2 separate regions of the Homo sapiens genome follow, and region 2 is linked to region 1. A link is a loop called in an ENCODE intact Hi-C map of the cell type or tissue named here. Cell type or tissue: endothelial cell of umbilical vein. All regions are shown on one strand.

Evidence for each region. Hi-C counts contacts between places; a loop is a spot of excess contacts. Peaks named below come from ENCODE experiments on the same cell type or tissue, not always from the same donor. Only the 100,000 strongest peaks of a DNase experiment are listed, where the experiment ranks them.
Region 2: it touches region 1 in a loop (5-fold over the local background); 7 of 110 quality-filtered maps call a loop at or near these places.

Annotation. Positions count from the first base shown.
Region 1 is chr5:57,431,916-57,439,915 of GRCh38, forward strand. All of the region lies in intron 1 of RMEL3 (enriched in melanoma 3), which reads left to right. Among named protein-coding and RNA genes, the nearest start is that of RMEL3, 41 kb to the left of the region's middle. In endothelial cell of umbilical vein, no CTCF peak of the experiment used is centred here; DNase peaks (open chromatin) are centred at 2,436, 4,026, 4,836 and 6,476; H3K27ac peaks cover 6,228 bases.
Region 2 is chr5:57,484,368-57,492,367 of GRCh38, forward strand. All of the region lies in intron 1 of RMEL3 (enriched in melanoma 3), which reads left to right. Among named protein-coding and RNA genes, the nearest start is that of ACTBL2, 5.6 kb to the left of the region's middle. In endothelial cell of umbilical vein, no CTCF peak of the experiment used is centred here; a DNase peak (open chromatin) is centred at 4,144; H3K27ac peaks cover 2,461 bases.

The sequences.
Region 1 (8,000 bases):
GAATCAGCACTTTTTCCCTCTAGATTTTAATGGGACCTGACGTAATAGGAATGGGCCTCAGTAAATATTGCATATAATTATTTATTAGATTTGTAAATTCCTCCTACTGCTGAAGCCTCCAGGCATATGGACAAAGGTGGAATATCAGGCGGCAAATACATCCAGACTTAGCAAACACAATTGTGAGGTCATCCTATGAAGGCTCCAATAGAAACGTTGGCTATCCATGGGGCCAGAAGTAAACACTTTGTGGAGCAAAATGACCAGATTAGGAGGCGATGACCCTTTATTTGGGACTGGTCTGGACTGTTGTTGCCAGAGGGAGGAGGCCCTCTTAACTCTTTGTGTCAGTGGTGTGTGGGGCTTTGCAATACTGGCCATTGAGATCACAGTCCAGCTTACAGAGGGCTGACTCAATCACCCACAGACCGAGGGAATCACTTGAAGTACAGTTTTCTCCTTTCATGTGGAAGGAGCAGGAAGAAGTGATAGCAAACCATCTTCTTTGATTTTCTTGTCATATAGAAATAGCCATACTAATGAAGAGGTGCTTAACATGAACCATGAACCAGGCATATTTGGATATAAATCCAGATTCTGCTAGTTAATACCTAGATATTCTGAAGTAAATTACCTGCATTTATGAATTCTGCAGAGTTATTTTGAGAATAATATGCAAGTAATTTACACATAGTAGAGACTCAATAAGTGCATCTGATAGCTAGCTGAGGTATATCGTAGAGAAGAAGGTTAAATACAGAAGACTTACAGTCCTTTCTCTGTCCAGTGAAGCAAATGGGGCCTTATACCAAGCCTCACAATGCTACTGAATTTTGAATTTTGAAGGCACTTTTAAAAAAATTTGTTCAAAGCATCCCAACTCACCTAAAAAGGTAGGTTTATGAACCAAAGCATTCTCTATGGGAAGAATATCCTTTTGGCTCAATTGCTTCACTTTCCCTAATCTCCTTCACCTTCAATTTCAGATTCTTTATGGAATCCCAGAAATGAATGGTCTGGGAAGGTTGTCTAGAAATGTTTTATCTTTAGGAAGAACTGCAAGCAAACCATTCTTAAGGAGTTAAGAATACAGCCTAATACTTAACTGCCCAGTGAGGTACCTGGACACCGTAGTATGTCCCAGAGATTCACGCCACCCTGTGGTAGCTTTGCCATTCCATTCAGGGAATTATTCTTCATATATAACTTCAGTTCCTTATGGTTTAATTTAGGGCACTTAAAAAATGCTCTCATTTGGCATATATTCATTGAAAACCTTCTCTGTTCTTGACATTGCCAAAGCACTGAGACATATATTTGGTCCTTAACTGAATAGAAATATCACTGATATTCTATTAGAAATGAGGCCCTCCTTATATTTGAAGAAAACTCATTATTTCTTTTCAATCTTAACTATTCTCTACTTAAAATTTTAAGAATCAGTTCATACTTTTAGTCTTCACATCTAGGTATTTAGTCCTACCTGAACCCTATCTAATTTCTCCATCTTTCTCTTTCTCTTTTGTAGAAACAAAAACTACCAATTCTTTGAACTTAAAAACTTTTTATTTTTCTATGTTTGGCCACCAAAATGCTCCCATAAAGAGACCAGATTGTTTTGTATGGAAATGTATTATAAGACCAACATTTAAATGGAAAAAACCTGAATTAAGCAGCTATAATTCAGTTGGGAAATTCAAATGAACGCATAAAACACAACAGCTGAATTGAATTAGTCCCCTGATGGTCAATTCACTAGCCACAAAAAATATGAAATGAAAAATCACTTTTTCCAATAGTTTGAAACAAAACCTAAAACATTTTAAAGTCCCTAATCAGTAAGAAGAACTCTGATTTCCTTTACTTTCACGGAAGCCCCTGAAAGTAAGACTTTGAGAGAAATACTTACAAAAAAACTTTGCATCACCAGTCTTAAGGGTAGAGAGACTCACAACCCATCAGCTTGCTTTTAGGTAAATCCTTCCCCCCGACCCACCTTAAAGGTTTCAGATGGTAGACTTTAACACAACTTTGATGGAACTTTTTGATGATACAGAAGGCTTACAACATATGTTTCAAGTTTATGAAACCATTAACGATACAATTTTATTTGTTTCAATAGTACCACAAAAGAAGCAAAATACCCATTTGTGGAGACCTCTGTAATTTCTAAAGTATCTTTATCTCCCAACACACTGTATGATAGGTCAGGGAGGTATTATTTATTTTTTCTGTTAAGAAAATTAGAACTCAGAAGTTGAGGAGCTTGTCCTGAGTCACCCAAAGAAAATGGCAGAGCTGCGGTCACAATTAAATTTCCTGTGTCTCAAATCCATATTGATAGCCTATTGTACTCAAGTCTGTGAAATCCCTATTTTAATAGGTCCATGGGGACATTTGAGTCATTTCCCATAAAGATCAACCTTTACCTTTGGAATCGCTCTGGCCAACTTTTGTTTCATATGCATGTGTGGCTTATCACAATGTCTTGTGTTTCTATTGCTCCTTTCTCTGAGAAAATCCAGGCACATTCCAGACACTCAAGTCTAATCAGCTCTGACAGCAGAGAAGCAGGATTGGACTACGATGGGGGTCATTTGGCACTTGCCCAGTGACTGTGGTGTAACCCATTCATTCAGGTATTCCTGGAGTAAGAATGGCCTCAGTGACCCACCACCTCTGTATGCTAGGTACTTGGTTGGTGTTCCCTTCTCCTTAAAATCATACTCATGTAACCCCTGCTGCTTATCCCTTGCTGTTATTCCTTTTTTTTTGAGACGTGCCAAACTTCTCAAAAGAGTAGTGCATGCTTGCTATTGATAATTTCTCTTCTCTTATTCTCAATGTGTCATCCTGGTATTAGCTCTGACTTTCCCTCTAAATGATGCCCATATACTTTCTCAGGTTTCTTTCTCCTTAACCTAAATCTGGCTGCACTCTTGTTCTTGAAATTTTCTTCTCCATAACTGTCCTGATCTGGTTCTCTTCTTCTTCCTAGCTCTCCAGGTACCATTTTTTCTCTCTCGTTCTCTTTTTTTTTTGTTTCTTCTGGCTCCATTTTATTGTTTCCACTCCATAACAGTGTTCTTAACCCATAGTTCTTTAGGCTCTACTAACTTTTTCCTTTTAGCATATCGTTGCTTTTGTGGCTTCATCTCTGACATAAATTTTGAATGACTCCCAATCCACAGCTCAAACTATGTTCTCTTTTCTCAGCTTCAGCCTCAAATTTGCAGATGTCTACCCGACAGCTCCACTTTGATGCCCAGTTGCCACCTCAAACTTATGTCTAAATGGATTTCTCCTGGTCCCTCTCAGACTTCTTCATTTCTGTTGGTGGCATCATTCTTCCACTTACTCAAGGTCATTGTTTATAATTATTTTTTCATCCTTTTTCTTTTCCCAAATACAACACTGACTTTTCCCCTCTCGCATTACATTTCATCCTTCTATTCCTAATGCCATCATTATAGTCTGGACCATGCCTATTGCAATGAGTTAAGTGTCTTCGATTTCTACGGACTATAACACCACCCTACATGTTGTGCCACCCAAGTAGTTACCTTTTGTCCTCATTTGATATAATTTATGTCTACACTTTGGGCTGTGGCTTCTCTGCCATATTCTGTTCTATGCACTTCTTCCAACTTAAAGATGAGAGATTTATAGTATAACTCAAATAAAATCAAGCTTGTTCTCCCATGGAAACCATAGACTCCCATAAATTTTAATGGGATCTTAGCTCTCTGATGTTCTTTCCTATTTGGAGTAGAACATGTGGCAAGGAAAACAAAATCATTTCTTAGTCTTATCTTTCTGTAATGTGGTTTCTCTGGGCTGGTTCCTCTGAAAGAACTGGCTTCTACAGTGAGGTCTGATGAATGCTATGTCCTGGGCTGTGGTCACTTTGTATTTGACATGAATGTATGCACTTCTCAGCCTCCCAGGCACGGTTTACAACATTCTTTATTGTTTTTCCCATCTGGAGAGAGATAAGGTATAATACTTCTTATTGATTTTGGAAGCATTTCTATAATGCAAACAACACCTATCTGAGAAACCTTGTACTAATCACAGAAAAATGTGATCATGTGGGTCGAGGAGTGCAAGAATTTCCATAGCTGTAGGTCTGTGGGAGTATTTCCTTCTTATGATTCAGACCTTGGTTCAAAACAGTTCTCTCAATGGAAAAGGTACAGCACAAAAGCAGGATATTGGAATTATTTCTGCATTCATTCTGGTTGTACCTTAAAGTTGGAAAAACCCTTCCTTGCTCCATTTCCCTGTTGGTGAATTATGCCCTAGATTTCCTTGTTCACTGAGGAACTTACTGAAACTTCTAGCCCAATAGCCTTAAGGGGACTCTGAAGCGAGGGAGTTCACATGGCACCGCCAGGCACACTGATTGCTAGTGACAGAACCTAGACAGAACCCTCTATATCCTGCCTTTGGGTCTAGTGATCTCCTCATCGTGGAGTGGAGAGATTTTAGTGAAACACAGTGGACCCATCTTCAAATTTGAGAGGTCTAGGGAAAGAGTTCAAATGGAAGCCTATGTACCCTATGTCTAAATATTGAAATTTGTAAGTCAGGCTGAAAGATGTTAAATAAACTATAAACATATCTTAGTAATAAACTGGAAAGTCTGATTAAAATTGTGACTTCTCAAAATCTCTATGGAGTACTACAATGGTGTAGTGTGGGAGAATGCATCTCCGACCTGACCCATTCATTTCCCTTCTTGGAATCAACTCCAATCAATACCTGAATGGGCCTTGTGTGCCCACATTCCAGTTCTATCCACTCCTCCTCCAAACAGCTGCCTCTTGGGGTTAAGTGGCATACACCAGCTGTGCAGTTTATTCTTAAGAGGTCACATCTGGGAGGAAGCCCACATAAGACCTGGAAGCAGGCTTGGGATGTTTGGGCAAGAAACTCCAGAGTCTTCAGGACCCAGAGAGTGGTATCAAAGGGGGATGTGATTCACCTTGGCTGTGCAGGCTCCTTGACTGATATAAACTGGTCATAGGCACAGTTGGGTATCTAAGGCAGGACCCCTCTTACCTGGGTCTTAGGACAGCACTGAAATATATCAAAGGTACATTGAGAATACTGTTCCTTTGTAGCTTTGATACATTTGTAGAACACTATTGTTAGGTCTTTCCACTCTGACTTCCCATCATCTTTCAGGGCTGGCTCTCACCTGCTGTAGAAAACACACAAACCCCACTGATGAGCCTCCAATGTAGGTGGAACGAGTCCAACCAATCTATTTCCTCTATGTTACCGACCTGAAATGACTCCCTCCTGTATTTCCTTGTGTTAAATTTTGCCCTCATCTCACTGCTAGAAGTCCAGGTAGCCCCTAGTACAAATTCACCCTTTGGAAAAGCTGTGATTTAGTGCCAGGTCTAGGAGATGCTGTGTAGCAGGTGGATGGGGAGCCTTAGGCCTCCTTTCGATTCTCCCTCTTGACTCCCAAAAGTTTCTTCTTCTCAATTGTCAGATGCCTATTCTCTCATGTCTCATCTGCCACCTTTACCCCCCACCACCCTTATGCATTCTGTACTTTGAAAATACCTCATCTCCCCCAGTCTTTTTTGTGCCATTTTCTTAAGCCATCAAAAGTCTCTTCCCTTCAGAGAAGCTGTGTGAAGTGTATAAATTTTTTTTTGCTACATTAATCCATTAGAAAAACTTGTAAGGTAAGAAAGTTCATCTTGAAGCCACCAGGCTGTCTTTTCCCACCCTTGTGTTGTCCCCATTGTGCTGTTTCCATTTTCTCTTTTCTATCAAATCAAAACCAGCTCTCAGGAAAGAATACTCATAGGTAATTTGTGGTATCTTGGAAGTGGCATAAATGACTTGGTCTTCCAAAAGAAATGTTGCTGGTGGGGGCTGGGGGGAGCAAGTATTCTGGGTCACTTGAAAAGGCCGTAGAAGTCATAATATGTTGGGTGCCTGAATGCTCAGCCTCTGTATCTGCCATTCAAAGGGCCCTGCAAAGCAAGGCCTGTTATAATCCAGGTGTGTGTCTATATGCACCGAGGGTCACATTGTAGAAAAAAAGTGCAAAGACAACAATTTATTCCTAGTTTTTGCAAATCAGGATTGTCTTCTCCTTAGGGCAGGAAAATGAACTGGAGGAAGGAGAATAAACACAATGCTGAAGAGCCTGTTTATGGGGGTTCAAGCATTTCTGTTTCCTTCCTTGCTTTGCACCTCCTCACTCTCTTAACACTCAGATTTCTGGAATGGACCCAGGATGCAAATGTAGCTATAGGATTTGGATGCAATTCCTCTATGTTCTCTGCCATACCTCCTTTCAAAATGAGTCAAGAAGAGAGAAAACATAAAGATCATCTTCTCTTTTTAATATAAACAATCTGTGGCTGCAGGAAAAGGGGTTGAAACACGAGGGATAGATATTACTCAGGGTGACAGTCGGCCTTCTGCAGAATGACCTTTACTGACTGTTTATCCTGACTGTTGGAGAGGAAGGCCAGGAAATGCTTTCAAAACGTGGACACATCAGTAACCAGGATATATATATGTTCAGTGACTGTTCCTCTTCTACCAACTGAAATGATACGCAGTTTTATTTCTATTTTTACAAAATAATTGAAGCGAGTTCGTTGCTTTCTCCAGGGAAGTAACTGAGACATAATTTCAAGTATTAATACAACAGAAGTCTTAAAGGTATACGTGGCACATGATGCTTGAACTTTTACAAAATACTTTTCCTTAGAGGAAACTTTGGAGGCTGAATGATGTTATGGATAGAGTTCAAGTTTTGAAGTTAGATCTGTTTTAAATCTGTTTCCCTGTATGAAGAATGGTGTTGCTTATTCTCTTCGATCCCATTTCTTTCTGTATAAATGTAGTAACAACATTTAAATCTTTCTTGATTGCTACAAGGGTCAAATGAGAAAATCTATGTGAAGTGTCTGGCGGGGAGTTGATGCTCAATGAAATTTAGTTTCCTTCTATGGCCAGAGACTGCTTGTTGCCTAACCAATATCCATATCCCCTTTTCATTTAGTACAGACCCTGATTTCATTCTGATGGCTGTATGCTCAGTAATGAGGCCATATGTCCCAGCTTCCTTTGCTGCTAGAAGTGGTCATGTGATGTAGTTCTAATTAATAAAATGTATACAGTTGTTGGGTAAGGTTCTGGGAAAGTGCTGTAAAGGGGAGGACATCAGCTAATCCAGACTTTTTCTATTCCTTAACTCCTTCTCCCTATTTCTCCTGGAAAGCAGACATAATGGTTGGAGTTGCTGCAGCCATTTTGGATCATAAGGCAACTTTGAGGGTGCAGCCATGCGCTATTAATCAGAATTGTAGAGAAAGATAGGTATCTGGATCCCTAATGACACTGTAGAGCTATAGCTGCCTAGGACTGCCTACCTCTGGACATTTTAAAAATATGTGTGAGCTGAAGAAATTTTTATCTTGTTGAAACATCTCTCATTTCTAGCATCTGTTATTAAGCAATGGAATACAATTCCTAACTAATATGCCTTTCTCTTATACTTATTTGCTCTTATTTAATCCTCACGTTTATCCTGTGAGTTAGTTTAGTTTTCCCTATTTTATAAATAAAAAACCTGAAGTGAAGAGGGTTAAGTATTTTGCTCCACATCACTCAGCTATTCTGGGTTACCACTGATTTTTAACTTTATTATCATTGCTCTTTCTACCATAAAGGGTAATCTGTTGAGTTTTCCCAAGACCCTTTTACCCTAGGTCTTGCAGCCAGTGTGGCATGATGGTTAGGAGGCCAAACTCTGGAGCCAAACTACCCAAATTTGAATCCTGGTGCTACCAGTTACTGCTGAGAGATTTATGTGCAAATTGCTTGACCTCTTTGAGCCCCAATTTCCTCCTCTATAAAATCGAGATAGCAACACCTCATAGAGTTGGTATCATCCTGAAATGAGTCAGTGTATCTAAAATGCTTAGAACAGTGCCTGGTATATAGAGAGCTATTAAGTG
Region 2 (8,000 bases), 52 kb after region 1:
CACAAGATCCATGGTTTTGCTTTAGGGCTCACCAAAACAGTCCTTTCCTTTAATCTTTTCTGTAACTGCAAAATTCCTTCTTCAACAGTGTTAAAAACCTTCACACTGAATGGTTTTATGAACTTCCTTGTTATGTAGTACAACCAAGCTTTTGATTAAAACAACATTTTATTGCTATAGGATGGTGCTTCTGGGAATTTTTTAAAATCCCATAACAAACTACATGCACATTTTACAAAATGGAAAAAATGAAATACACATTGTATTTAGCACAAGTCCCCATTTATGAATGCTCCGGTCTGGAATATAAAACAAAGCCAAGTTGGTGGAAATGTTAGTGGAGGAGCCCACATAGTACCAAGTGCAGCCTTAGATCCTACACTTACTAGAGTGCTGTCCTTAGAATCACCTTCAACTAAGGGATATTTGGTACTGAGTCCACACAGCATAACTGATGCCTTGAGAGTGTGGCTGATGTGTGATTTTGCTAGAGACTGTCTAGCCTGCTTTAATTCCGGTGTCCCAGGAGCAAATTTCATCAGTTATGTATTCTTAAAATAAGCTTATGCTCTTCTAATTAACTCTCAATAATGCAAGAGGTGCTTATCACAATTCAACAGCCATTAAAAATGTCATCTGTTGAGTTGGTTAAATTTTTAAAAAGTAGTAAGAATTTGTGTTGAGTAAAACATAGAAAGATGGGTTTACAAATACTGGGCTCTGGAAGCTGTGAGTAGGGAGTACTGTTCTTGGAGGTAACAGACTTTGTAACTGACCAGAATTTACAAATGTTTAATTAATTACCTAAACCTTTAGGGCCCTTCAAGGTTCACTCATGGAAGCCCAGAATATTCTTTTTCTTTTACATTTTGCCTAGTTTGACTATCATGCAGATACACGAAACTAGAGTGAGGTTTAAGTATGGGCATTAAATATGAAGACAACTGGTGGAAGCTACCGTGTCTCCTTGCCTTGTCTTTGTCAACCTTAGACTTTTCAAGCAATCCGCAAACATTTATTAAACATCTCCTATGTTCTGGGCACTGGTGATATATCAATGAATAAAACACAGCCCTATTTTTAAAGAGTTCACTGTCTTGTGGGTGAAAGTCACCTTACCCCAGGCCGACAGGTGGCCGTTTGGCACTGGTATGATACAGCCGGCTTATGTTCTGATAGGGCTCTGCCAGCGCTGTTCCAGTTGTTAAAGATCTTGAATGTCACTCCCAAATACACAGATAACAGGTATACAACACGGGAGATGAGAGAAGGAGCTCAGGGAGACATAGAGGTGGAATGAGGGGCCCCTGAACCTGAGGTCAGGGCAAAGAGAAGGAGAGGCCAAAGGAGATGACCCCTGGGCTGAGTCTCAGAGGATGGGCAGGAGGCTGTCACTGGCCAGTGGAGGTAATATTGCAGGCATGAGCATCACAGCTTGGATGAAACCAGAGAATCAATTATGTGTTTGGAACTAGGAGGCTGCCAGCAGCCAACGGAGGCAGTATTACAGCAGCACCAACAACTTGGATGAAATCAGAGAATCAACTATGTATTTGGAACTAGGTCTCTACACAGAATCAGCAAGAGTTTAGAGGCTTACAACAAGAGTCTGAATCTTCACAGGCATGTGGAAGGAAGAGGAACTCCAGAATTGGGTGTTGCTTTCTCTCCGTAGTACATGAGATCTAAGAAGAGGCTCTTACCCATGGGTCATGGAGGCCCTGTCTTAGTGATCATCTCCTGTCTAGGCTCTCATCTGTTTAACTGAACTGCTGAGATTATGCATTTTAATGAGGCCTCGTTCAGCCTCCCCCCTAGGGATGCAATTTAGTACATGGAGGTCAGCTGCCTGCCTCTCTGTCTTCACTTGGTTCCTTCCTTGTGTACCACACCCTCTTTCCTTCTATCCTTGGCTGATTTTGCACACGTCTACCTCTCTAGTGTGGTGATGCTCTGAGAATCTCTTTCAACTGTACTCTGCTCTTAGTGGAGATTTGTAATGTGTTTCAGAAATAGATACATGAATGTTGTAAGCAGTGTGATTTGTTTTCATTATATACTCATCTGTTCATTCATAGCTAGATATAGCTGACCACTTCTTAAAAGTTAAAAAGCTTATTTATTTTGTGGTTAAATACTGCCTAAGGTTTATATTTCATATTGATGAAATGGCTTAAACATGGTATCTTACGATACCAAATAATCTCTCTGGAGATTATTTGCAGTTTGTAAGATACCATGTTTATCTCTCTGGAAAAGAGAGATAAAATGGTAAAGATAATTACCGTTACTTCTCTCTGGAGAAGTCTCAACATATGGCTTTAATATTTCTTACAAATAGTAAATCCACCAATAATAATTACTGATAGAGCTTATTGTGATTTTCTGTTTGTTTGAATATATAGAACTATGTAAAAAATGGCATGAAAAATCAGAAATACAACAAACACTTCCTCAAGTAAAACCTGACTCACCTATTTCCTGAGGCAGGCATGGGCAGAAAGGAGGAAAAAGTGGCTTTGGTGAGGTACGTCTTGACCAGTTCCAGGATGCATTTGGAAGGAAAATATTAGCATAAGAATCTTTTCATTGGTGCAGTTGACCACAGCTCCCAGCCCCTATCTGGTGTGAGCCCACTGTCTGTGAACAAAACCAGCTTTCACTCCACAGGGCAATAGCGCTCCCCCCGATGGATAAAGGGCCTAACGTAGATTTTATGGCACTTCTTCCTAACTAACTTTTAAAATATGCCATAGATCAGCTTTTGGCTATTTCAATTGACCTGTAAACAAAGTTGTTAAGAGGAAGAACAGATTCCTGTGTGTGGTGGATGAACCTTTGGAAATGCCTTGATTCTAAGGAAAGGGGAGAAGAAACAGTTGTAAAATCGGAAGCATCAATATTCACAGTTCAGCCGTTACTGATGGGAACCATATATCATCCAACACAGATAAGCATCATGTTGTGTTCTGATCCTGAAAGGTGAAGGGGATAACAATAAAAATAGTGATTACGGATCATGTAGTATGTGCCAGTCTCTACGCTAAATCCCTTACACATATCATTTCTTTAGTCTTCATGACAACCCTATGAGGTACCTAGGATTATCATCCCCATTTTAGAAGGAATAAACTGAAGCTTGAAGAGGAAACTGACCAAGGCTATATAGAGCCACCACGGTAGTGTCGGGATTTAGAACCCAAGACCAAGCCCTGAGCCCAATCTCTGCCCAACGATGAGCTAAAAGAAAGGGCACAGGGTACCTGGCTGGCTCCTAGTAAGAGCGGCAGCCAACAAGGACCGTCCCTGTGAAGTCTTTGTATTCCCTGTTGGGAAACAACATCTGAAGTTATCCAAATGCCATCTCAGAGTGAAAATCAGGCTGAATATTGGAATCAAGAGAAGAAAATCAAATAAAAATCTAGAGAACCGTAGCAGGTCCTTCCATGTTATTAATATTAATATCAGGATATCTTACTCTCAAAATGGAGAAAACAAAATGACGAGTTAATGCCTGAACTGAGAAAGAAAGACATTTACAAGTAAAGAGGCAAATCTTCTATTATCTAAAATAAGAAAATAATATGAGAGTGATTTCAGGAGAGGATAGTAGGATAGGCAAGGGGACTATTAAAAAGCAAAAACTAGATCAAGAAGACAGATGCATCCTTTGGATATCAGCCAAGAGAGAATTGCGGCCTGCCAGGTGTCAGCTTTCAGACCCCAAATGGCATTGTCTTCAAACCCCTGGATTTGACCATGACATGCCAAGGTGTGAATAGTAGAAAGTGGAGAAGGGGGCTCTGCTTTAGGAAGTGGGGTGAGCCTGGAGTAATTGAGCAAATCTGATGTCTCTAAAGCAGGCCAAGAGGGGAAGCCAATCCAGATGGACAGGAACCACCAGATTATAGAGGTGAAGGAAGCAAAAGTAGAGAACAGGAAATCAGGTCAAAAGAAAGGCCCTGATGATCAGACCACCGTAAAGAGTATGTCTTGGAGTCGAGAAAAATTCATTTGGGAGCCGAGATAATTCACATTGCATGAGTGACCCAGGGCCTGCAAGGCTTTGAAGGGAAGATCTCACAGAGAGTTGGAGAGGAAATGACTCAATGCAGCTGTGACCTGATACAGACCAGGGCCAGAGAACACAGGTCCTGAAAGGCTAATTTAAATCAATCCAGACTGTCATAAAAGCACAAAGAACAAAAAATGCTTTGCAGTTACTAAGTAATGGTCAGTGTTTATTCTTCATTCCGGTGACAGCTTTGTGTCTGACTTTGTGACAGCTTAGGTATCATGCCGGATTTCCTGCACATTTTCGTGAAGACCATCTAGAAGCCCATGCCTGCTTATAACTGGCGAGATGGGATTATGGCTTGTCAAGCAGCAGAACACACCCAGTGTCTCCTCTCCTACAGAGCGTCTGCTGCTATGGACATGTGCTGCCCTGGGAAAAGTCCACTGAAGGTGGATGATGCAGATGAAAAGGCTACTTCACTTTTGGAAGCTGCCTAATTCACTTCCAGGAGCAAACTTTTTGATCGGTAGGATATGACTCAGTGTAAGTTTTTTTTTCTTTTTTCTTTTTTCTTTTTTTGCCAAGGGAAACAGGGTTTTTGGGGATCTTAGGAGACACAGGTAAGAAATTATTTCAGGTATCTCGAATTAGTAAGGCTTCCTGAGGATATTTTTATTCTACTTTTGCTGACATCAAGGAAGCACTTTATCTCTTTTCAGAGCAAAAATGAAGGGGTAGGAAGGCCCTGTGAGGTGCAGTTCAGGGGAGGAGGGGAACAGAATTTATAAAAGAAATAGGAATCCTAGATGAAAGCAAGGACAACAGACTATTAGGACTTAAAACCTGCTTAATGATGGTTTCCCTTCCTTTAGTTGCCATGTCACCAAGTCCAGGAAAAATAGCACTGAAGAAACTGCAGAAAAGACAATACTAGTATAATATTTGGTCTTAAGGTATCTAAATGCCATCTCAGAGCAGAAACCAGGTGGAATCTTGAAGTCCAAAGAAAAAAACCAAATAAACTTCTAGAGAACCACAGCAGGTTCTTCCATGTTATTAATACTAATATCAGGATATCTTCCCCTTAAGATGGAGAAAAAGATATGCTCAGTTGATGATGCCTGGATGAGAAAGAAAGCCATTCTTTCTGGATTGCTTATTCAGTCCAGATCACAGCTTAGTGCAGAGTACACAGACTGGGATCCTCAGCATGACTATGTTGGCCCACACAACGTCCTACAAACATTTTCAAATTTTTAGTTTTTAATATTTGTAAAATAAGTATATTTTTGAATTCCCACTTCTCTTATTAAAAAAAAATAGAAAGATCAAGCAACACTGAGACCTTATTCCCAAACTAAGCTGAATAGCAGCTACTCCCCTTAGAAGAGGTGCGGATTCTCCATTTCCCCTTGGCCTCCATGTTCCTGTAGCATGGCTCCTATCCAAGAAGGACCACTAATGGAGGCAAGTGAATTCATGTGCAGTAAGCATGCATTTGAGGGTGGAGCATGCATTTCATGTGGAGAAAAGGACAAGTGGGAAGCCGGTGTTCTATGGTCCTTTTTCTTTTGGGGATGGATTGGTATTGGTATCTACAAGAACAGAATATAAAATACTATGTGGCTACATTTCTTTAATCATATGAAAAATGCCGAAATGTAACACTTAGTCTTGTTGATGGAAAGAGTCAGACTGTGTAAAATATTTGAAGAGATTTACTCTTAGCCAAATATGAGTGACCGAAGGCCTGTGACACAGCCCTCAGGAGATCCTGAGAACATGTTCCCAAAGTGGTCAGGGTACAGCTTAGCTTTATACATATTAAGGAGACATGAGACATCAATCAAATAAATGTAAGATGTACATTGGCTCAGTTCAGAAAGGCAGGACAACTGGAAGCGGGGCCTTTCAGGTCATGGGTAGATTCAAAGATTTTCTGGTTGGCAATTGGCTGAAAGAGCTAAGTTATGGTCAAACACTTAGGAATGTCTGGGTTCAGATAAGGGGTTGTGGAGACCAAGGTTTTTTCATGCAGGTGAAGCCAGCAGGTAGCGGGCTTCAGAGGGAATAGATTGTAAATGTTTCTTATCAGACTTTAAGTCTGTTCTATCAGTATTTCCAAAAGGGAAGAGGGTAGAATGAGGCATGTCCGACTCTCCTTCCTATAATGGCCTGAACTAGTTTTTCAGTTTAGCTTTGGGATGCCCTTGCTGAAAGAAGGGGTCCTTTCAGATGGTTGGGGGGTCTAGAATTTTATTTTTGGTGAGCAGTCTTCAGAATTTTATTTTTGGCTTGCAGTCTTTAGGAATTAAAAAGGAATACAATTCAGAAGATTGCAGGGCAGGAAGAGAGGTTCTGTCCCTCTTTGTTTTACTGAGGATGAGATATGGTGGAATGCATTTATGTGACAAAAGGAAGAATTTTAACTAACAATTAGAATAAAATTGCTGAGAATATAATAAAATAAAACTGTTTTCTGGTTAGTTGTTTTGTTGCCACTTTGGAGAGAAAACTCAGAGGTCTGGCTCCTAGCATTTGTTTCTGTTTCTGTCTCTGGTAGAATGGGGTGAAAGAGACTGGAACAGGTTTTTAAATGATGTTATCACTTCTGGGGACTTTGTCTAAATTTTATTTCTTTTATTTTTTAGCAGGAGGGCTATCTTTATGAAAGAAATAGAAGCATTTTGACTTCTTCAGATCATTTTCCTCTGAAACTGGGTTCTTTGAAGCAGGGCACCCAAAGATGCCATAATATAAGAATTTGCCAAAGGAAAGCCTTGCTCGAAGCATTCAGGGCAAGCCCTCTTTCTTTTCACATCCAGTTACAAATGGCATCTGGGTCAAACTAGTAGAGTATCATAAATAGACTTTAGGACTAAACTTAAAGAGGAAGAATTCTTTTGTTGATATCCCTGGTTGAGATTAATGATATTTTCGGTTCCAACCAGAAAGGAAAAAAAGGGTTACAGGTTAGATAAAAGGCTAATTGGAAATATTGTATAGAACATAAAAAAATGCAAAATAATTTAGGAATATTTACCCAAGGGTAAGATTGCCATAAAAAGCAGAGTGAATGGGGAGAGATATGAGGCAGTTTCATTTATTTTATGAAATTCATATATTCATTTATGGAAATAAGAGATTAGAGTATGAGTCACATAAGAACATGTCACTCCCTGTTTGAAAGCTTTTGATGACTTTCCATTAGCTGTTGAACAAAGTAAACTTCTTGGTATAGACTTTAAGGCCCTCTATTATCTGGCTCCGACCTACTTCCCCAGGCTGATATTTTAGTATCCTTTCTCCTCCCCTGCTCGTGAACCTTATGCTCCAGTCTTTGGAACTAATTGCTACTCCTAGAGAGCCCGTCACTCAGAATTGCTGACACTGCTTACTCCACTGGAAATGTCCTTCCCACCTTCTCTATCCTTTGACATTTAATCCATCTTTGAGAGCCCATCTTAGATTCTCACCAGTTTCCCCAGGAGGAGTGAATCTGATGCATCTCTAAAGTCCCGTAGCTTATATCGCTATTGTAGTTCTTTTCTCTTTTTGTTTTATATTACTTATGTATGTGGTTTTCTCCTTCACTATACTCTCTGTATCATCTTCACATTCTATTTCTAACAGTGTCTAGAACATGGATTTCCAACTCTAGTTGTTTACTCATTGACTATTGTACTTCCCATATTTATTTTTAAACTGAAGATTGATTGGGTTATGTTAACATTTCAACATGTTATAGATTTAATTTCTAGCTTAACATAGCTAAACCAAATTTATTAGTTTCTCCCAAGTGCTCTGTTTATATAAATGTTCTCAATATTTTGAAAAATCACTTAATTTTCTAATTTGAGAATTACATTTGACTCAACCATTTAATTAAATTAATTAATTAATTAATTAATTGAGACAGAGTCTCACTCTGTGCACAGGTTGGAGTGCAGTGGCACAATCTAAGCTTACGGCAACCTCTGCT